Linked DNA regions of Homo sapiens: region 2 is linked to region 1. Evidence: chromatin loops called from intact Hi-C (ENCODE). Cell type or tissue: A673. All regions are shown on one strand. Links, peaks and the distances in the headings refer to the core of each region. The heading gives the core; the rest is flanking DNA. Region 1 holds the start of LOC105375980 (a long non-coding RNA gene). Region 2 holds the start of LOC124902122 (a long non-coding RNA gene).

The links. Hi-C counts contacts between places; a loop is a spot of excess contacts. Peaks named below come from ENCODE experiments on the same cell type or tissue, not always from the same donor. Only the 100,000 strongest peaks of a DNase experiment are listed, where the experiment ranks them.
Region 2: it touches region 1 in a loop (4-fold over the local background); 2 of 110 quality-filtered maps call a loop at or near these places.

The regions. Positions count from the first base shown.
Region 1 is chr9:14,988,375-14,999,924 of GRCh38, reverse strand. LOC105375980 (a long non-coding RNA gene) reads left to right here and starts at 6,730. Exons shown (of 5, transcript XR_929491.3): 1 at 6,730-6,776; 2 at 7,171-7,396; 3 at 9,580-9,697; 4 at 10,585-10,625. It also overlaps the pseudogene LOC389705. In A673, for the core only: no CTCF peak of the experiment used is centred there; DNase peaks (open chromatin) are centred at 5,844, 6,264 and 6,624; H3K4me3 peaks cover 3,361 bases; H3K27ac peaks cover 5,207 bases.
Region 2 is chr9:14,922,862-14,934,411 of GRCh38, reverse strand. It overlaps LOC124902122 (a long non-coding RNA gene), which reads left to right and starts at 2,744. Exons shown (of 2, transcript XR_007061421.1): 1 at 2,744-2,786; 2 at 5,383-6,484. In A673, for the core only: no CTCF peak of the experiment used is centred there; DNase peaks (open chromatin) are centred at 6,921 and 9,371; H3K4me3 peaks cover 882 bases; H3K27ac peaks cover 5,210 bases.

The DNA.
Region 1 (11,550 bases), core at 2,004-10,003:
TGAGGCAGGCTGATCACCTGAGGTCAGGAGTTTGAGACCAGCCTGGCCAACAGGGCAAAACCCCATCTCTACTAAAAATACAAAAATTAGCCAGGTGTGGTGGCTCACGCCTGTAATCCCAGCTACTTGGGAGGCTGAGGTACGAGAATCATTTGAACCCAGGAGGCAGAGGTTGCAGTGAAATGAGATCACGCCATCGCACTCCAGCCTGGGTGACAGGGTGAGACTTTGTCTCCAAAAAAAAAAAAAAAAAAAAGAGTAAAAAACATTTATATCCCCTTTCCTCTACCTCAGCTAATCACACCAGATTCCCCTCACTCTTTGACAATCTATTTGGCCAACCCTAACCCTAGATGATTCCATCTTCCTTCTCTATTCACAGATCACAGTCAGTGTTACTAAACCACAAAGACATGAAGTCTGTGCAATGTACAATGTATAACTTCAAATGGGTCCTTGCTGCTTCCAAGAGGGAGGGGAGCACTCCAGGCAGGACCCAGTTTTATAAGGAGGCAAGGATGAGGAAAGCAAAAAAATTCCTGTAAGAGGTAATAACATGAATAGAAGCATGGAGATAATTGGACAGGAAAAATAGTTCAGCACAACTGGAGCTTAGGAGAGCATACACTAATTTTTTAAAGCAACAAGAAAACTAAAACCATCCATCTCATTAGCCAAAGATAACACAGTTAATACTCTAATATACAGTAACAAATTTCCATACTCTCCACCCCCATGAACAGATACAAATATGTAACAAACTCAGATGGATTGTTTTGTAATCTGCTTTTGTCCTCCATCCTGACGCACTTAAATTTTTTGATTATTTTCCATGCTATTCAATGTTATTTTACATGATTTTTTAATAGGGCATGATACTGCATTATAAAGAGGTAACCATCTATTCTCTTACTGATGGACATTTACTATTTCTTTTTTCTGTTCTAAAAATGTTTCAGTGAACATCTTTGCTAATGTTTGTACAGACATGACTATTTTTAAAGAAACTGCTATACAGTTCTGTTCTGATCTATTGGCAAAATTCAGAATATGCATCAATATACATTTCCATCAGTAGTGTATGACAGTGCTTACTAGTTAAAAATTTTAAACAGTACAAGAGGTATATAGTGCAAAGTAATGATCACAGCCCATTAACAGTTTCTTTCTCCTTTCAGAGACAAAGTAAGCACATAGAAAAGTATACAGGGATATGTGTGTACTCCCCACTCCCCTTTTTTAAAAAAATACCAATGGTAGCATAATCTATACACTTTTCTTTTTCAGTTAACATATTTCAGGCATGATAGTTTATTATTTCCTAAAAATCTGCCTCATTCTTTTAAAACAATTAAGATCTACTGAAGAGATGTGTCATTGGTAGGCATTTAAGCCATTTCCCATTTTTTTTGTTTAAATATCCTCAAACATAATTCTTAGTTTATCTAATCCATAAGACAAGTTCTTTTTTCTTTTTTTTTTTTCTTGACTGGTATTTTTTTTTTTTTTAATTATACTTTAAGTTCTAGGGTACATGTGCACGACGTGCAGGTTCGTTACATATGTATACATGTGCCATGTTGGTGTGCTGCACCCAGTAACTCATCATTTAACATTAGGTATATCTCCAAATGCTATCCCTTCCCCCTCCCCACACCCCACACCAGGCCCCGGTGTGTGATGTTCCCCTTCCTGTGTCAAGACAAGTTCTTGGAAGCAGAACTGTTAAATCATATTCAAACTCCTACAACATATGAAAGTGCTTACCTTCCTTCACATTCCCCCAGAACGTGATGAAATTATTTAACTTTGCCAATAAAATAGGTGACAGTGGCATTACTATAGCATTAATCTATATTTCTTACTATATTTTCTCTTACTAGAAACATCATGGAAAATATTCCTTTTCTATTAACTGTTTATATTCTTGGTTAGTTTTTTTTTTTAAATTATTTTATATATATACATTTTTTTTTGAGACAAGGTCTCACTCTGTTGCCCAGGCTGGAGTGCAGTGGTGTGATCTCGGCTCACTGCAGCCTTCACCTCCCAGGTTCAAGTGATGATTGTGCCTCATCTTCCCGAGTAGCTGGAACTACAGGGATGCACCACCACACCCAGCTAAGTTTTGTATCTTTAGTAGACAGGGTTTCACCGTGTTGCCCAGGCTGGTCTCGAACTCCCAACTTCAAGTGATCTGCCTGCCTTGGCCTCCCAAAGTGTTGGGATTACGGGCGTGGGCCACCATGCCTGGCCAATTATATTTTTAGAGACAGGGTCTTGTTCTGTCACTGAGGCTGGAGTGATGATAGCTCACTGCAACCTCGAACTACTGGGCTCAATGAAGGATCCTCCCATCTCAGTCTCCCAAGTAGCTAGGACTATAGGCACCTGTAGCCATGCCTAGCTTTTTTATTTTATTATTTTTATTTTTTTGTAGAGAAGAGGTCTTGCTATGTTGACCAGGTTGGTCTCAAACTCCTGGTCTCAGGCGATCCTCCTCCCTCAGCTGGGATTACAGAGTGTGAGCCGCCACACACAGCCCATTTCCTATTACATTACTTTTTCCATTTATACAAGAATGATTCTGGAGCAACTCACCAGCTGGTTTTTCAGAATCAAGTTCTTCACAGAACTTCCAGAAGTGATAGAAATCTTCAGGTAAAGAGAGCGTATAATGATTTTCTACTTCTTTTCGAAGGTCACTGGAGACATCAGCTTCACAGAATTTACTTTTCTTCACATCAACTGTTTTTTCACACTGAAAATTGACACACAAAACTTCAGTTCTCCAAATCGTTTTTAGTAATTTCAGTAACTCTCCTTGCATAACAGTATCACTCACTCTTGTTCACCCAACTCTATGAGATAGTATATGTGTTTTCTTTAAAACTCTCTAAATGGTAATTGAGTAAAATCTGGGAATTTGGGCACAGAAAAAAAGAGTAGTTTATATGGTGGTTAAGAGGAATCCATACAGCAAGTCTTTAAATATATTTTTCTAAGATAATGGAAACCACAAAAAACAAAAAGGTAAAAATGAAATAGTAAAGAGCAGGAAGAGAGGAATAAAGAAAGGGCAGGTTTTGCCCTCTTTTGGTTAAAGGTCCACGTGGGTCTTTTAAACAGATTCGTTGATCACATCAGAAACAAATAGAAGTAACTGGATATAAGCAATTCATCAGTTAAAAAGCTGTTTCTTCAGCAACATCCAGAGTGGTGTCTGAGCTATTCACTACAATCATTACCCATCCTTAAAAACAGATACCTCCCTTTTGATTTTCCAAATAAAGAGGGAAGGTTAGTGACAATGTTAAACATCCACAATTCCTAACAAAGTTAGCAGAATAGCACTAAACTCTAGGCCAAAAATCCAATTATTTCAGAAAAGGCCAGGATTAGGTTACAATAATCATCTCTAGCACCACCGCAATATAGGTTCAGTGTGCTAGGTTTTATAATGCCTATTAGGTATTTGATAAATTTCTGTAAAGATAATATGCTTAATTGGAGGTTACATACATTTAGTTTTCTAAGATGCAATCTGTTTTTCTTTCCAGGAACCTAGATTCTTTCTTTTTGTATTAAGTTCTTTCTTTTTTACTCTTCCTACCTAGAGCAGTGGTTCTCAACTGGTGGTGATTTTCGCCCCCAACCCACGACCCCTGCCCGGGGACATCTGGAGACCTAGTTAGTTGTCACGAATTGGAAGAAGGGTGCTAGTGGCATCTAGTGGGGCAGAGGCCAGGGATGCTCAACATCTTACAATGCCCAGGATAAGCATCCTCAACAAAGACTACTGGCCCCAAATGTCAACAGTGCTAAAGTTGAGAAATTCTGAGCTAGACGTTTCTCGTATTTATATTCTTCAATTTTCCCAGTAGGCTGAAGTTTATTAATTTTATGTTAGGTATCATTCAATATCTACAAAACGTATTTATGAATCAGATGACATAAGAATAATCATGATGGCAATGATTTAAAGAGCAAACAAAACAGAACAAATGCCTATTGGTAGAATGGTTATAAGGCTTCCAAACAATAGACTATTACACTTAATATTACAGTTGACCCTTGAGCAACAAGGGTTTGAATTTTGTGGACCCACTTATACATGAATTTTTTTTCCAACCAAATGCAGACTGGAAAATAACAGTATTCTTAGGATGTGAAATCCACTTAGAGAGAGGGCCAACTTTTTGTATACTCGGGTTCCACAGGACCAACTTTGGAACTTGGGTATGCTCGGGTTTTGGGATATGTGAGAGTCCTGGAACCAATCTCCTTCATTTACCAAATGGTTACTGTATGGCTACACAATATGGACCTATCTATATTAAATATTTTTAATGAGGAAAAAAGTTCTTGATTATATGCAGCATGATAGCCTTTTTATGAATTTCAAAAACTAAAAATAAATATTATTTAGGTATACATTCATAGGAGATGAGCCTATTTTTAAAAGGCAAGGGAAAACAAAATTCAGGATAGCTACATTGAACATGAGTGACAGAAAGAAGGCTGAAGGGAGAGGAGAGGGACATGTGTAGATGTAGAACTACTGTTTCAGTTTTAGGGTTGGGCAATGGGTTCACAGGTGTTTGTTATATTACTTAACATAAATAAGCTCAAAAACAATCATGAATTGAACAATGGTAACAGTTTATTGTGCCAAGGATTATAATGCATCTGATTTAAAAAAGAATGACGCTGAACAAAAAGGCTGTTGAAAAATGAATCCAAAAGTGAGTATCAATAGCAAATAGTAATAGTAAAGATAATATAATAGTAAAAACAAGTAGTAAGTCATACTTATTGAGAACTTATCTTGTGCTATTTCACTGTTCTAAGCACCTTCTGTGAATTAACTCATTTAATCCTCAACTATCTCATGCACTAGATACTATTAACCTCATCTTACAGCTGCTGAGGTTAACCTCCCTATGTCCCTAACTAGGAAGTGGAAGAGAAGGGATTTAAACTCAGGTTTAAGTCTGGCTCCACAGCAGATTCTCAACCACTTCCTGTTGCTTCTCCAACTGTAAATATAGAACAGTAGGAACATATGAAGTCCCGAGCTATCCTATCTTCTGTTTTTATAACTGTCTTTGGTCAGACTTTCAAAGACTGGCTCCAACTGAAGATGTTAGAAAAGGCTTAATCTGCCTTGCTGAAAGGCAGTTTTGCTTAATGGTTAGGTTGCCTGGGTTGACTCCTGACCCTACTGATTTCCAGCTGATTTCCAACCTTAGGCAAGTTACTTAACCTCTCTGTGCCTTGTTTTCTCATCTGCAAAAAGGGCATACAGTACCTCTATCATAGGGTTGTTACAAGGAATAAGTTATTATATGTAAAAATACACAGAACAGTCCTAGCACATAATATGCAAATGCCGGCCATTATGGTTATAGCCTCTATAGACTCGCCTTCATTTCTGCTATTGTATTTCTAGTTAAGCACCTCACGCCACCAAAGCAGTTCTTCACTGAACCTTCAAAGAGAATTTTTTCAGCTCTGCCTTAACTCACATACTAGTTCAGCATCTCCATATCCCTAACAACTAGAATTTAGGACAGCTGTCCCCTTCAGAGGCTGCATTTCTCCTTTACCCTGGTATTCCTAGAATGCATGACCCAATATGAAGAATGCCTATACAACTGGCCCTTTACTAGTTAATTAAGCCCTCCAAGAATGTCTCACACCCTATCCGATTTATAACACTGCCAGACTAAGTTTTCTAAAACTTTAGTTATCACAATGGCACTTCCTTCCTGTCTGATTCCCCTTATTGCTACTGTAGTGGTTACAGAACTTCCGAAATCGTAGTAAAATATGAGATAATGCACATACTTTTCCCCCCTCCCCTCTCATAGTGCTTTTATGATCAGGTCCCTCTTACTTTCCCATTTCTCTGGCTCCAGCCAAGCCGAACGCTCCACTATGCCCAAACATCTCCTACACTTTTACGTCTCAGACTCTTCTCTGCCTTCAAAACCCATTTTCAAAGAGTTGTCTTAAAAGTCTTCTTTAACACCCCCTGGGACTTGTTAAATCCTCCTTCAGTGTTTCCATAGCACTTTCTACACACCAGCATTATAATCCCAAACAAAAAAGTCACAGTAGAATGCATATTCGCTTGTGCCCCTCCTCCCCAGGCCGGAGGCTCTACATGGAGAAGGGGCAGGCGGGTTGACCCCAAATCCGCAGGGCCCCGCACAATGTCTGGTATGTAATCGGTTCCCAATCTATCTGGGTGGGCGAATGAATGAAACGTTGGTTGGCTTAATCCGTTTCCCCAGGAAATGCGCCAAGAGGAGCTGGGCAGAAAATGCAGAGGCGCTACTTTCCTGGTCCAATCCCCTACAGAGCGCGAAACAGCGACCTGGGCAGGGTCCCCGCAGCAAACCGCAGACCCCGGACACACAGCAAGCTTAATAGTCACTGCATGAATGAAACGCGCTGCCTCCTGGTACCCTGGCTGTCATCCAAAGCCACCTGCGTAGCCCCCACAGCCTTTCTGGCAGTATCTGCGGCCCCGCCCCCGCGCCGGGCCTGCGCTTCCAGCCACCGCCCACCATTCTGCAGCTGCAGCGCCAGCCGAATTCCCGGATCCGCGGCCGCTTCCGAGAGCAGCCAACTGCTTCCGGGTTCAAAAGCCTCCAATGCGAATCCCAGCGCCGCTCGGGCGCGCCAATTTAGGGAAAAGGCTCCGCCCATGCCCCGCCCCCTGAGACCTGGCGCCGGGCGCTTTGAGGCCCGGCTTACTCCCTTGCTGGGTATGGGGAAGGGGCGTCTTCTGTCCTTGTGGTCCGCTTCTAGGCTTTTTGGAGCATCTTCCAGGGTCACTCCAGAGACCCCCCCAGACTACTGAATCTGAATCCGTTAGGGTGGTCCAACCTTCCTCTTCAGGTGTCTACTAGAGGCAAGGTTGGATGTATGCGGCTGCCCTCAGTACAGCCCCTTCCTTGTTTTTTCTTCATTTGTGTTTACTTAAAACATTAATCCTTTTCTCCCTCTCCTCCATCCCTCTCCCTCCCCTACTATACAGTTATTGACTTACACTAATTCATTCCCGATGATCTCCCAGAAGGAAATAAGTGTCTGTCTGTCTCTGTCTCTGTACCATCGTCTTCTTGGTACAGTTCGGACTATTTTTTCTCTACACCCCAGTTATGCAAAGTGTAGTCCCTGAACCAGCAGCCTCAGCATCCTGAGGGAATTTGTTAAAAACGCGAAATCTCAAGCCCTACCCAGACTTACTGAATCAGTGTCTGCATTGCAACAAGATCCCCTGGTAATTCCTATGCACATCAAAATTTGGAAGGCACAGCTCTCAACTGATGTCCTGGGTCTCCTTCACATCCATCCTGGGAAGGTCTTATTCCTCATTCCTGAGGTGAGTTCCCTATTTCCTGAGTCTGTGTCTTTTTCTTGATTATATAGCCTCATGTTGTGGAACATATCCGCCAATAGTTCCTTGAGGGAGGTTGCTTCCAGGTCTTTTTTCCCACAGAGCGTGCAGGTCTGGAACTGTTTTTATTCTGGCTGAGTTCTAGGTTGAAAATAACTTTCACTCGGAATATTGGAGGGCTTGCTCCACAATATTTTAGCTTCCAAAATTGTTGAGAAACTCTACGTCATTGCATTTCCTTCTCCTTCTCAGGTCACTAAATTTCTTGTTATGTAACCCGCTTTGGTTTCGGTTTTGTTTTGTCTCAAGAAGCTTTAGGATCTTCTCTTTATACCCAGCGTTCTAAGACACAATCGAGTGTCTTTCTTATGGGTCTTTTCTCATTCCTATTGATCAGTTTTTCAATCCTGAAACACATGTTCTTCCGTTATGGGGATTCTCCTGGTATTATTTATTTGATCGTTTCTTTCCGCCCTCTCTTATTTTATCTCTTATTTTTTGAAATTTGTTATTTAGATCGTGGACCTTCTTGGCTGATGTTTTTTCTTACCTGTCTGTCCTATTTTCTATCCCTTCATCTTTTTATTCTACTTTCTCTGTGACTTTTTCAACTTAATTGGACAAATGATTATCAGATTACTTTATTTCTTTTATTATACCTTCATTTCTAAGTGCCCTTTTTATTCTCTGTTCTTTTATAGCATTACATTATTGTTTCATGAATATACCTCCTTTACTCTCTGAAGATGTAAATTATAGGAGTTTTAAAATACTTTCTACATAACTCTGCATTGATTTTGATTCTTTGAGTTTTTTTTGGTTGTTTGTTTGTTTATATTTGGTCCCTGTCGTTTCTGCTAGAGGCGTTCTTCATCTTGTGTAGTGATCCCTGCTGTCAATTTATATGTAAAAGTGATGCTCTAAAAAGGTGCTTTGGGGACATAGGCAAGGCTTGTTCACTGCTGGACAAGGTGTAAGATGGTGGGGCAAGGTGTAAGATGGTGGGGCAAGGTGTAAGATGGTGGGACAAGGTGTAAGATGGTGGGGCAAGGACCAGCTGTTTATTTTCTTCTAGAGAGTAATCTTCTAATTACTTGCTTTGAGAATATATAGCCTTCTTGGAGCCCAATGCGGGAAAGAGTTTGGGAGACTTAGTAATTTCATTATATGCACTGATGCCCTGTGTTAGTTGGGGTTCTCCAGAGAAACAGAGAATGAATAGATATCTATATCTATACCTATATCTCTATCTATCTATTAGCTCATGTGATTATGGGGGTTGAGAAGCCCCACAATCTGCTGTCTGTAAGCTGAAGACCCAGAAAGCCCATGTTGTAGTTTAAAGCCCTGATAACTGGAGATGGTGTAGATTCCAGTCCGAGTTTGGAGTCCTGCAAACCAGGATCACCGAGGGCAGGAAAAGATCAAAAATTCAGTTCAAGAAGTCTAGCAGAGAGAAAGTGAATCCTCCCTTCCTCTACCTTTTTGTTTTATTCAGACCCGAAATGGATGATGCCCACCCACATTGGTGAGGGTAATCTCTTTTACTCAGGGCCCTCACAGACACTCAGAAATATTGTTTAACCAGATATCTGGGCATCCTGTGGTCCAGTCAAGTTGACACATAAAATTAACTCTCCACCGAGCATGGTGACTCATGCCTGTAATCTCGGCACTTTGGGAGGCCAAGGAGGGTGGATCACTTGAGGTCGGGAGTTTGAGACCAGCCTGGCCAACATGGTGAAACCCAGTCTTTACTTAAAACACAAAAATTAGCCAGGCTTGGTAGCACGTGCCTGTAGTCCCAGCTACTCGGGAGGCTAAGGTACAAGAATCACTTGAACCTGGGAGGTGGAGGTTACAGTGAGCTGAGATTGCACCACTGCACTCCAGCCTGGGTGACAGAGTGAGACTCTGTCTAAAAAAAAAAAAAAAAGACCTAATTATCATGCATACCTTCACTTACAGCACTGTTTCATAATAGCATTTTTACCTTCAGCTGTGTCTGGTGTCCCTGAATCCATATCCTGGTTCCATATCTCCCAAAAGAAATAATCTTGCAGGTTTCAGGTTGGGAATGAGGGTTAGAGAAAGTTTCCCTGACTTTGCCAGGGGAGGAAATCTAGGAGTCTTAACTGCTTCTGGGACTTTTAATGGTCTCTTTTCAGCTCATCCCACTGAAGAGCTATGGCACTTCCAATTCCTGAGCCTTTGTGAGGTTCTGCGTGTCAGTAAGCTTGCTTCCGGGCATCACCTCCGAAAACACTTGGGTTTCAGTTTTCTCTGGTAAGTCCGTATGTTCACCAGTACATTAGCTCCCTAAAGCTGCCATACAATTACCACAAACTGGGTGGCTTAAAACTATGGAAATTTATTCCCTTACAGTTATGGAGGCTAGAAATCAGAAATCAGGAGGTTGGTTCCTTCTGGGGTCTCTGAGGGACAATCTGTGCCATGCCTTTGCCTTAGCTTCTGGTGACTGCTGGCAATTCTTGGCATTCCTTGGCTTGCAGATGAATCACTCCACTCTCTGCCTCTGTCATTACGTGTTCTCCCTGTGCATCTGCCTGTGTCTAACTTTCTCTCTTTTTGTAAGGACGGCAGTCATTAGATTAGGGCCCATGCTAATCAAGTATCACTTTTATGGTTTTATTATTTTTTTTATTTTTATTTTTTTGAGACGGAGTCTCGCTCTGTCGCTCAGGCTGGAGTGCAGTGGTGCCATCTCAGCTGACTGCAACCTCTGCCTCCCAGGTTCAAGCAATTCTCCTGCCTCAGCCTCCTGAGTAGCTGGGACTGCAGGCGCACACCACCATGCTCAGCTAATTTTTGTGTTTTTAGTAGAGACAGGGTTTCACCATGTTGGTCAGTCTGGTCTTGAACTCCTGACCTCAAGCGATCCACCCACTTTGGCCTCCCATAGTGCTGGGATTACAGGCGTGAGCCACCACACCCGGCCGTCACTTTATCTTATTTTGATCACATCCGCACAGACCCTATTTCCAAATAAGGTCACAGTCAATGTATCCTTTGGGAGGATGCAACTCAACCCTCGTCAACTGATTTCTAAACTTTTGTGGCATTTTTCTGTTGTCTCTTCTCCTGTTTTCTTTGTTCTTATGAGTATATGGTCCCTCTTTCCCCCTTTTTAACATTCTTTATCTTTGTTTTAGTGAGGCTTCTTAAGGAGTGGAGGAAAGTGGATGTTTTCAAGGTATGTTAACTGGAGTATTTATTATTGCTATTTTTCAGTTGAGTAGCACTAGGTTTGCAGTTGTAACCTGTAAAACTGCATTTATTATACACAATTTCAAGTTCAGAACTAAAACTTTGCTCTGAATAATAATTTTGTAACCATCTTTTGTAGAATGTGAATGAAATTTTTAATTCAAACATTTGACATTTAATGTCTTTTAGCCTGCTCGTATGTTTGCTCCACAGTGATTTTGAAGGAATGGGTAGAGTTGACCAAATTTGGTATACTTCTTCAGGTTATCAGTGTCTGTCATTTTGAAACAAAGTTATTATTAATAAATGTTTTATATCTAGTACTTACTATGCAACAGTACTATTCTTTTTTAATATTTATTTTTAATTTGCAGATAATTGTGTATACTTATAGAATACAATGTGATGTTTTGATATATGTATACACTGTGGAATGATTATATCAAACTAATTTACATATTCATCACATCAAATACCTATTATTTTTTGGAGTGAGAACATTTCAAATCTCTTCTAACAATGTTGAAATATGTAATACATTTTATTAACTATGGACACTATGTGGTGCAATAGATCTGAAAAACTTATTCCTTCTGTCTAACTAAAACTTTGTACCCTTTGATCAATATCTCTGCAGTACCCACTTCCAGCCCCCAGCCTCTGGTAACCACCATCCTACTCTTTACTTCTATAAGTTCAACTTTTTTAGATTCCACATATAAGTGAGATTATGCAGTATTTGTCTCTCTGTGACTGGCTTATTTCACTTAGCATAATATTCTCTAGTTTCATCTACACTGTCAATGATGACAGAATTTCCTTTTTTAAGACGGAATAGTATTCCATTGTATGTGTACCACATTATCCATTCATCTGTTGACGGACACTTAGGTTGGCTATTATGAATAATG
Region 2 (11,550 bases), core at 2,142-10,141, 66 kb after region 1:
TAGCCACTCCCAAATTGAAACTATGATCTTTGTCTCCTTAAAACCAGACCACCTTACTCAGTAAACAATTCATGTTTTGCATTTTATATGACATTTTAGTTGATTCTATAAATTAGAATTTGGCATGCCATTAATCTCAAGCAGAAATGGAAGTGTCAGACATTACTTAATAATGGGTTTAAGAAATAAATCCAATTGTGGAGGAAAATCCATCAAGTTGTGCAGAGCTTTAGAGAGAACAGAAAATTATCGATAAATCATGAGACAACTATTCAACACCTGGTTTTAGGAAAGGATTGCGAAAAGCTTTTTTTTTTTTTTTTTTTGATTTAAAAACTCAGTTGGTTCTCGGCCAGGCATGGTGGCTCACGCCTGTAATCCCAGCACTTTGGGAGGCCAAGGCGGGCGGATCACGAGGTCAGGAAATCGAGACCATCCTGGCTAACACGGTGAAACCCCATCTCTACTAAAAATACAAAAATTAGTCCGGCGTGGTGGTGGGCGCCTATAGTCCCAGCTACTCGGGAAGCTGAGGCAGGAGAGTGGCGTGAACCTGGGAGGCGGAGCTTGCAGTGAGCCAAGATCCTGCCACTGCACTCCAGCCTGGGCAACAGAGCGAGACTCCGTCTCAAAAAAAAAAACAACAAAAAACAAAAAAACAAAAAACAAACTCACTTGGTTCTCTTAAGGTACTTAACTGCTATCAGTCTGCTAAAGACAGTCTCCAGCCTTTTTATGGAATATGTATTAACTCTTAGTTCTTTCTCAGAAGATATATTTGCTTCTAGTTCCCATTAGACTATGCTTACTTTTAGTCAATGTAAAGACAAGATGGATACTTTTCTACCCTTCAAGTATAAAGATGCTTCCAGAAAATTAGCTTCTCTTAAGCTCTTTTCAGGTTTGGTGAGAGTAAGTTTTAGAGAAAAAAAATGATGTTGACTTTTTTTGAAGAAAACAATACCAGGAGGATAACATTGATTAAGAATTATGGAGTTACAAACTACTGAGATTCAAAGTTAACTTGGAGAATATTTACATAAAATTCTTACGTTCTGCTACATGGAAAGAGCACTAGATAGGGCATCACAGATACCTACGTTCCAATCCCAGTCCAGCCTGTTAGCTTTGTGGCCATGGCTCAATTCACTGAGCTCCTCTAGGTCAATTTCCTCACCTGTAAAATCAGGAGACTAACACCTTTTCTTTTTTTTTTTTTTTTTCTTGAGATGAAGTCTCACTCTGTCACCCAGGCTGGAGTGCAGTGGTGCTATCTGGCTCACTGCAGCCTCCGCCTCCAGGGTTCAAGCGATTCTCCTGCCTCAGCCTCCCGAGTAGCTGGACTAACACCTTTTCTGTCTACCTAAGTTCTGAGCATTGAATAAAATCATGAATGTAAATATACAGTCATGAAGCATGAAGCATGACACAATTTGTGGAGACAGAATAAATATCTTCCCAATATTCTTTGACGGAATATATAAGCCCTTCATTGTTTCTTAGTTTCCATAAGCCCTATTTTCTTTGATTCAGTCTTGGCTACTACAATCATGACTAAAGCCAGACTGATTGACGATCTTGTTACATAAGGAGATAGAAACTGCTAATCTAGGAGCTTGTTACATAAGGAGATTGAGACCATTTGCAAGACATTTACTTAGTAGTTCTCAAACTTTTTATTCTCAGGGTTACTTTTCACTCTAAAAAATATTGAAGACCCCAAAGAGCTTTTATATATGTGAGTTATATCTATATATTTACTGTGTTAGAAATTAAAACAGAAATATTTATTTGAAAGAAACAATATCTTTATTACATGTAAACATTATTATTTTCATAAAAATAACTATCTTTGAAAATAAAAAATTGGTGAAAAAGTGGTGTTGTTTTATCTGTTTGCAAGTCTCTTTAGTGTCTGACTTAATGGAAAACAGCTGGATCTTCACATCTGCTCCTGCATTCAATCTCTTGTGATGTCACATGTCATGTAGCCTCTGGAAAATTGCATTCTATACTTATGAGAGAATGTGAGCAAACAAGGAAAAGAATATCTTGGTATTATTATAAAAATAATTTGACCTCATGCATCCCCTGAAATGGTCTCAGAGACCAGTCATCCCTGACTCCTTTGAGGATTGCTGGCTTAGAAGATACTAAAAACATACATTGAGGCTGGGCATGGTGGCTCACACCTGTAATTCCAGCACTTTGGGAGGCTGAGGCAGGCAGATCACTTGATCCCAGAAGTTTGAGACCAGCCTGAGCAACTCGGCAAAACCATGTCTCTACAAAAAATACAAAACTTAGCCAGATGAGGTAATAATGTGCACCCAGTTCCAGCTATTCCAGAGGGTGAGGTGGGAGGATTGCTAGAGCCTGGGAGAGGGAGGCTACAGTGAGCCGAGATTGGGCCATTGTATTCTAGCCTGGCGACAGAGTGAGAATCTGTCTCAAATAAAGAAATAAAATAAAAAATAAAAACACATATTGCATTTTATGTTGTGATGAGGGTACTTCCTTGAAGAATGATACCTGAATCTGATTTAGTAATCATACAGATTTTACTAGGCTGTCATTTAAAAACATGATGAGTTAACAGTAATCTCCTGTGATTTTAACAATTATTCTTTTAAAAATATTTATTTATTTATTTATTTATTGAGACTGAGTTTTGCTCTTTTTGCCCAGGCTGGAGTGCAATGGTGTGATCTCAGCTCACTGCAACCTCTGCCTCTCAGATTCAAGTGATTCTCCTGCCTCAGCCTCCCAAGTTGCTGAGATTACAGGTGCGCGCCACCACACTTGGCTAATTTTTTTATTTTTAGTAGAGACAGGGTTTTGCCATGTTGGCCAAGCTGGCCTTGGACTCCTGACCTCAGGTGATCTACCCACCTTGGCCTCCCAAAGTTCTGGGATTACATGCGTGAGCCGCTGTGCCCAGCCCAACAATTATTCTTATAGCTAAAGATACACATTGTTTGTAGAGAAACCGAGTTTTCTGTTACTTCACTTGAATATAAGGGGATTAAATATCTTTTTGTAGTCGGAAAAGCTTCAGGACTCCTTGTCTGACTTCTACTGTCTAGTTTGCATAACCAGTGACTACTTTACAAACTCATTTCTTCGAACAACTTAAGAGGAGCAGTTCGCTCAGAAGCACATATAAGATGATATTCGTACTGCAAATGAGACTCAGGAAGGTAGGGGTTTTGCCTCAAGTCACAAAACAGCTTAATGGAAGAACTGCAAAAGGAGCCCAAAGTGCTTTGATCACAACTCATTCTTGTCCATTTGGTTGGAAAACTCAACTTTTAGTAAAAATAGGGAAATGCACTCAACCTAAGAGCACATTAGAATGCTTGTTATATGCTCCTGTAGTGACTTTCACTTCCCCTCATGACCCTCATCATGTTCCCATTTCTAGTTAGATGTCCTCCTCTAATTAGATGATAAGCCTCAGGAAGAGAAGCTCACACCTGCCTTGCTCACTGTTGTAGTCCTGTATTTAGTCAGGGCTTTCCAGATAAACAGAATCAATAGGCAATATATACATATATAGAAAAAGATTTATCATGAGGGATCACCTCATGCAGTTATGGAGGCTGAGAAGTCTCATGATCTGCCACTTGTAAGCTGGAGGCCCCCAAAAACCAATGGTGTGGGTCCAGTTCAAACCTGAAGGCCTGAGAACCAGAGGAGCTGATAGTGTAAGTCCCAGTCTGAGTCCAAAGGCCTGAGAACCAGGAGTGCCAGTGTCTGAAGGCCAGAGAAGATAAATGTTCCAGCTCAAGCAGAGAGCAAATTTGCCCATCCTCTGTCTTTTTGTTTTATTGAGGTCTTCAATGGATTGGATAATTCCCGCCTGCATTAGTGAAAGTGATCTTCTTTACTCTTTTTACCAATTCAAATGATAATGTCTTCCAGAAATACCCTCACAAACCTGGAAATAATGTTTTACCAGCTATTTGGGCATTCCTTAGCCCAGTCAAGTTGACACATAAAATTAACAATCACAATTCCTGACACATAGCAGGTGTTAAACCAATATTTATTGGCTTATTGACTCTAATAAATCCACAGATTTAGTCAGGCTAGGGTTGACTGGACTTGGAAGTTAATGCTGTTACTTAAAACTCTGTTTCAAAATGCTGTGGCTAAAACATACAACAGTTTATGATATAGCAATTTCAGACCTGAAAATATACGGAAGAGAAATTAGTACATAGGTCCACCTAAAGAGAAATTAGTACATAGGTCCACCTAAAGAGAAATTAGTACACAGGTCCACCTAAAGATATACACAAGAATGTCCATAGCAACTTTATTCATAATGGCCCCAAACTAGAAACAATCCAAATGTCCACTAACAGAGAATGGATAAATAATTTATTTAATATTCATGCAATAATATGCAGTCATAATGAAGAAACTATTTGTATGTGAAAGACATGGATAAATTTCACAAACAAATGACAATATAAACTATATTATTCCATGTATACAAAGTTCAAGAAAAACAAAACTCATCTACAGAATCAATAGATGACATATAGATATATAGAAAAAGATTTATCATGAGGGTTTGGCCCATGCAATTATGGAAACTGAGGAGTCTCATGATCTGCTCTCTGCAAGCTGGAGGCCCATGAGAACCAGTGGTGTGGGTCCAGTCCAAATCTGAAGTCCTAAGAAACAGAGGAGATGATAGTGTAAGTTCCAGTTTTAGTCCAGAGGCCTGAGAACCAGGAGTGGGGCTGAAATAGTGCTCAACTCCGAGTGCTGGCGGAGAGTATTGACTGGACATGGAAATGAGGAAAACTTTTGGGGTGCAGAAAATGTCCTATATCTTGATCTGGAGGTTGGTTACATGAGTGTAAATGAATGTGTAAATTCATCAAGCTCTACCCTTAATTAATGTGTTTTATGCACTTTATACATATTATACCTCAAAATATGTTTTTTTAAAAACCCCAGAATTGGTATTCTTTCTAGAGGACATTTTGAATCTGCAACGTGGAAAAAATTTTGCTATGCTCAAATTTTCAGAAGTGTCCTATTTTCTACATAAATAATATGATTAACTTCAATAATTAACATTTATCGTTGAAAATATTATTCCATTTAAAATTTATGTCAACTCCTGGAGATGTCTAAAAGAAAAACCCTCATTTTATCCACAAGTAACTGAGGTTCTGAAAGATGAGCCCACTTCTCCAAGGTCACACAACTTGTAAATGCCAAGGCTTCCTTCAATCCCAGAGCCTCAGACTCTATACCACTACTGCTACCCATGATTCCATGCATGACCAAGCTACTCCATTGTTCTTTTACAGATGTATTATATGGAACTGATCTGAATTCAAAATATTAACTTTCTTGCAGGTTCTTCATTTGTGAACAAATGACATTTTATGCTGAAGATAGGCTTGCACCTGAGAGTCAACAACAGGGCCTTGTTAGATCTGGGCTGTGCAATGTTGTTAAGCTGTCCCATGATCCAGCAGATTAGAGCATTAGGGACACCCTGACACACTGAAGACTTGACATCACTTCAGATGAAAATGCTAAGATTGGTAGGTTTCTCCCTACCACAGGGAAATTAGAAATTATGAAATACATTGCAAAGACACAAGCCACGTAACATGGAATGCTGGCTTGGAAAAAAAGGACCTGAGCTTATGTTTAATCCCACCCTTACCTCTGGGAACTGGGGCACATTTCTGGGTTTTGAATTTCTCTTCTGTAAAAAGAAGACCAATGGCCAGTTCAGCCATGGCCAGTTCATCACTAATATCCCTTGAAACTCCGTGAATATATTCTATGAATACAAGCCTTAGAGGCAGCCTCTTGCTGCAAAAATGCAGCTACAAGTCTTTGATTCTTCTGTGGGTGAGATGAACACAGTCATGCCAAAATCATAGTGTTTTATAATAATCAAACAAGTTAATGTTTATGAAATAGCTTTGGAAATTGAAAAAGGCTACGAAATATTGCATTACATATGCAATTTGCGATAATTGGAGTAATTAATACTCATTTGAGATCAGCCATGTTGGAGTAGGTTAGATCACTCACATTCCTCTCTTCATGTACTGATCTAGTAACATTTGATCATCACTTCAGAGGTTACAGATGATGTGCTGCTGTCTATTGGATGATGCAGTTTATGGTTTTAAAATCCTAAGGGCCACCCTAAGAACCCAGGGTTACAATATGCTCAATATTTCTACTGATGATACTGAAAAGTCAATTTCTAGAGGATTCTCTACTTAAGAAGACAAAAATCCTTGACAAATACCTGCTTGGTTCCAAGATATGGTGGCATAAGTTGAGCAAAATAACAGATCAATGGAAAAGCATGGACAAGATAGGTAATAAATTCCTACTCCATTGGCTATAGTACTGAGCATTTACTTTGCTAAAAGGATGCTGGTTCAATGTGTCATGGAAGGAGTGCCCTGCAGAATAAATTTTGGTCTTGAAATTTTGGGAGGCTGAAGTTTCTGAGATCAAGTCAGGCCTTTTTGATCCCTCATAATTAGAGTTGTGACAGATCTAGGTGCCATTTTGTAACATTTAGTGATGACAAAGTATCTAGGGTATATTTTATGTCCAAACAACTTCTGGTGATGTCTAATTAAAGGACCCACTGGATCTAAGTCGAAGAATTCTAAAAAAATTTACGTTCCCATTTCTTGGAAATAGATGATTAAAAAGACCCCCTACCCAGGCCTTAGTTTCTATCCATGATTAGAAACTGTGGTATCAGCACTCTTCCCAGTATTCAGGGGCCCCATCAATAACACATGCCAAAATGCTCTAGAGGGGCCTCAGTAAGGAAAACAGAAGGCGTCAGGAAATTCTCCATCATTTTTCAGTGACAGCATTTGTCAGAGGAGGAAATTAGATTATAGAAAAATGCTGAATTAGATATCTTTATCAGTGACTGTTAAAACCCCAGGGAACAAGATAAAACTACTCTGAAGACAGTGGGGGTTGGTAAGTATGCTGCAAGAAACACAGCTCTGGTACACTGTTGGAGACATAGGGTGAATGTGAGAGTGAGAGCACACTTGTCAGGACTCAGAAGTGCAAACAGCCCTACTGAATTATCAAAGAATGCACAAGGATGGTTGATGGCAACCACACACATCGTTTGCTGTGTGTTATCAGAGGTTGCTGGAGATTGCTGGGGACTTGCTATATCATATCAGAGTCACAGCAATATGCCAAAGACATGGATGCCTTTCTGTTTAGCATTATCTATCCAGTGCAAACCTATTTGCTTATGACGTCCAGTGGCTCTCCAATGCCAACAGGGAAAAGACTAAGCTCTTTGGCAAGATATCAAAGGCTCTCCAAACTCTAGGTCTTGCTTGCCTATCTCACTTCATCTTCCTTTACCCTTGGCCTTCTGCTTTAAGCTTCAGTGACTCCCAGCTTGTGATTTTTCTACTTGTAGCAAACTACTCACATACCCATGCCTGTGGTCTTAGAAAGACTGCTGGTTAAAATGACCCATCTGGTTTTCTGTATCTGCTCCTTCCTATTCCTCCTTGTAGCATCAGCCCTGGCATTTATGTCCTCGGAGAAGCCTTCTCTGAATGTTTCTCTTAGCCCATCCTTGATCCTCCCATGGTATCTTATAATGCGTACTACTGCAGATGCAGGTATTATATGACCTTCCTTACATTGTCCTGTGGTTGAATTTTAGGTAAGTGGTGCAAATGTTAATACACTGGTTACTGCTACTATTGCTACGCGTGATAAACTGTTCTTTGTCTCAAACTCACAAGTTTTGTGTCTTCTGCCAGCATTCAAGTAAATGTGGCAAGCTAATTTGTTAGCTTGCAAGTAGGGTAAAATCCCAGGCTTTTAATAGTTCATTGTATACATTATATTCATTGTTTTACTTCCAGCACCAAAGTAGTGGTTAACATATGCTTAGTGTTTAATAAATGTTAGATGAATGAATGAATTGACTTAATGCTATAGAATAAAAGCAAAGAAAAGCAGCCCAAAGTGATCAGTCCACTTAGACCATGTCTTTTCAATGGCACCTGTGCTTCTGCTTAGCCATCTCCAGTGTGTCTTCAGTGGTTGTCTAGTGTGGCTTCCAGAGTTTATTTCCTAACTACATTTTTACTGATGCCAGCAAAGAGAGCTCAGATACTTCTGTGACATTGTTTAGAGCATGAACCCAAATTGCACCATCATCAATGCCATTTCTTACATGCTTACCAGGGCAAGATGCAGTGAGAAGTGTCATACAATTGAAGTTACATAGTTTATATAATTCCTATGAATTATTGGGCTAAAAAATAGATAACATTAAAAGCATAGTGTACTAAATGGGCTGTGCAAAACACAGAAGTATACAGTGCAGAAATTAAAGAAAGGCTTAACTAAATTTTTGCAGCCTCTTGTGAACAAGGTTTAGTGTATATAATTTGTGTCTGAAGTGCTGGTGTGGCTTTCTGAAATTGTATATTCTTTTTTCACCCCCATTTCATACGGGAAAACTTAGTCATGAAGTTAAAAGGTGAAATAAAATATGTAAGGTCAACTGCTTATAGCTAAAAAATTAGAGAAAGGGTCTGTAGACTCTAGAGAAGCCGCCTTATAGTTGTCTTTTACTTTCTGTTTAGAGCCAAGTCCACTTTATGAACAAAAAGTTTGAGAAGTATTTTTGATATAATTCCAAAGAAGACCTCCAAAAGATTCCTAGACATGGGGAAGTGTCATCTATTTAAAAAAATATTTAATTAGGCCCAGTGCAGTGGCTCACGCCTGTAATCCCAGCACTTTGGGAGGTCCAGGCGGGCAGATCACAAGGTCAGTAGTTGAAGACCAGCCCGGCCAATATGGTGAAACCCCATCTCTACTAAAAAATACAAAAATTAGCTGGGTGTGGCAGCACATACCTGTAGTCCCAGCTACTCAGGAGGCTGAGGCAGGCTGAGGCTTGAACATGGGAGGCGGAGGTTGCAGTGAGCTGAGATCGCGCCACTGTACTCCAGCCTGGGCGACAGAGTGAGACCCCATCTTTGAGATCTAGAAGTAATGAGAGATAATTTGAAACTCTGAACAAAGAAACTTTTAGAAAAAAGCATTTTTTATCATACTCCCACCCCCTACCTCAAACATATTTGGTTGAGTGAGTTGACTGTAAGTTGGGAACCTATCATAACTGTACTTGTAAGTAAAGACATGTTTTTAAAGAAACAAGGATAAAGTTCATTGCATAGCTGGTCATTCTTCAAATAATGCCAGATCCTAAGTGATTTCAGGCTTGTTAAGTATATTCATACTGTTGTGAAATAGATCTCCAGAACTTTTTCATCTTGCAGAAGCTGAAATTCCATACCCATTAAGCAACACCCCTCTCTGCCTCCCACCAGTCCCGGTAACCACCATTCTACTTTCGGTTTCTATAAATTTGACTACTTTAGACACTTCATATAAATGGAATCAAACAGTATTTGTCTTTTTGTGACTGACTTATTTCATTTAGCATAATATCCTCAAGGTTCTCCCACATTGTAGCATATGCAAGACTTCCCTTTCTTCTAAAGGGTGAATAATATTCCATTGCATGAATAAATCACATTTGTTAATCCATTTGTCCATCTGTGGATGTTTACGTTGCTTCCATGTCTTGGCTATTGTGACGAATGTTCTGATGAGCATGGGTGTTAAAATATCACTTCAAGACTGCTTTTAATTCTTTTGGCTATATGCCCAGAAGTGGGATGGCTGGATTATATGATAGTTTTATTTTTAATTTTTTGAAGAATTTCCATACTATTTTCCACAGAAGTATCACCATTTTATAATCCCACTAATAATGCACGATGTTCCAATTTCTTCTTGTGGAATTCTTAAGACTGTCTTTTCTCCTTGAGAAACTCCCTGGGGATTGTGACCAGCGATGTCATTGATTTTCAATCTGACTGAAGAATGTAATTTTCCTTCCAATTGCAAAGTGTGTACTCCCTAAGGAAAGGAGGAGAGAAGGGTCATCTCCATATATGTTAAGTAGAGAAAAATGTCAATAGTTAGATGCTGGGTAAATACTGCAGGAAAAGAAAGGCGTTTCAGTACACAGCATTTATTCAAATCAATGCACCTGACTTGGTGGCTAGATTTAAGTTAAAGTCTTTTCAGTGTGATGGACAAAGCAGATGTGTGAGCATGAATTCAATCATGAAAAGTCTTTATTAAAATACAAAGAGTCAACATATGTCACGTGGGGGAGGCTTATTACTAAGAATGTAAATTCTTAAGACAAAACCTTCCTATAGCCCATGTGATAAATCTCTTTTCTGTTCCTAGTCTTATGAAGGGCATATTACGATGCTTTAGGGCACATTTATTTGTTGGACTTACCACAATTCATAATTAAGTATTTAGTTTTGTGCTTATTTTTTAATATAGGAAATGAATACAGCATAAGGCCAGTGGCATGTTGTTTTTTTTTCTCATTGCATTTTCTTCAGTGATGAAGCTGGTGCCTGAGGCATTGTTGGAGGTTAATAGATACTTATGGAATGAAGGAATGGAGTGTGGTAGAAAGAGTCTTATTTTCTGAGGGAGGAGTTACGAGTTCTGTACTCAGAACCACTACTAAGTAGCTGTGATTTCTAAGGCAAGTGACTTAGTCTCTTGGTCTTGGTTTACCCATCTGTCAAATAAGGATTTCATATTTAAACACTTTTTTCCCCCAGACAGTGTTACTTGGGATCTTGGAGATTCTAGGAGGTGCCCTGAATTGCAGAATGCAAAAATCCAAGAGCCGGGGACACTTGGTCCTCCACCGCTACTTTCCAAACAAAGAGATCTACTTATTTCTGTTTTATGTGTTAGGATACTACCAAAATGTTTATTTACAAAATGATTTCAATGCTTAAAAAATATTCAAAACCCATAATTTAAATTGGAAAATCTCTAAGTCTCCTTTTAGCAGCTAACTGCCTGGGCTTTCCTCATCCCCAGAATCTTCACTTTATCCAGGGTTTTGATAAAGTGTCACCTCCTCAGAGAGACCCTACTTGGCCAACAAATCTCTTGGTATAATTTGTATTTATTACCTGGTATTATTCTCTATTTTGTGTGGCAGGTGTTAGTGTATAAATCTTATCTCCTCAACAGCACTGCAGGTTCTTTGGGAGTGAGGGCCACATAATGTATATCACTTTCTCCACCCTAATCAGTACTTAACATAAGGCCAGAAATGTAATAGATATTAGTATTCAACCTATTCATTCACAAATCTTTAGAGAACTACTCGTAATGGTTATCATACATTAGACACTTGACATTTACAAGTCTCTCAAGATACCATTTAATTTCTTCACCTTTAAAGTGGGGGAAAGAGTACTTTCTTCAAATGTTCGTTTTGAAGATTAATGAAGATCATGCATTAGATGAGAATAGCAAAGCTCTGGTGAGCTGTAGATTCTGGGCTGGGGGTAAGGTTCACTCACTGTCTGAGTGATTAGTGCTATGTCTCTCCCCTACTCAAAACCCTTTAGTAGCTCCCTCTTGCCT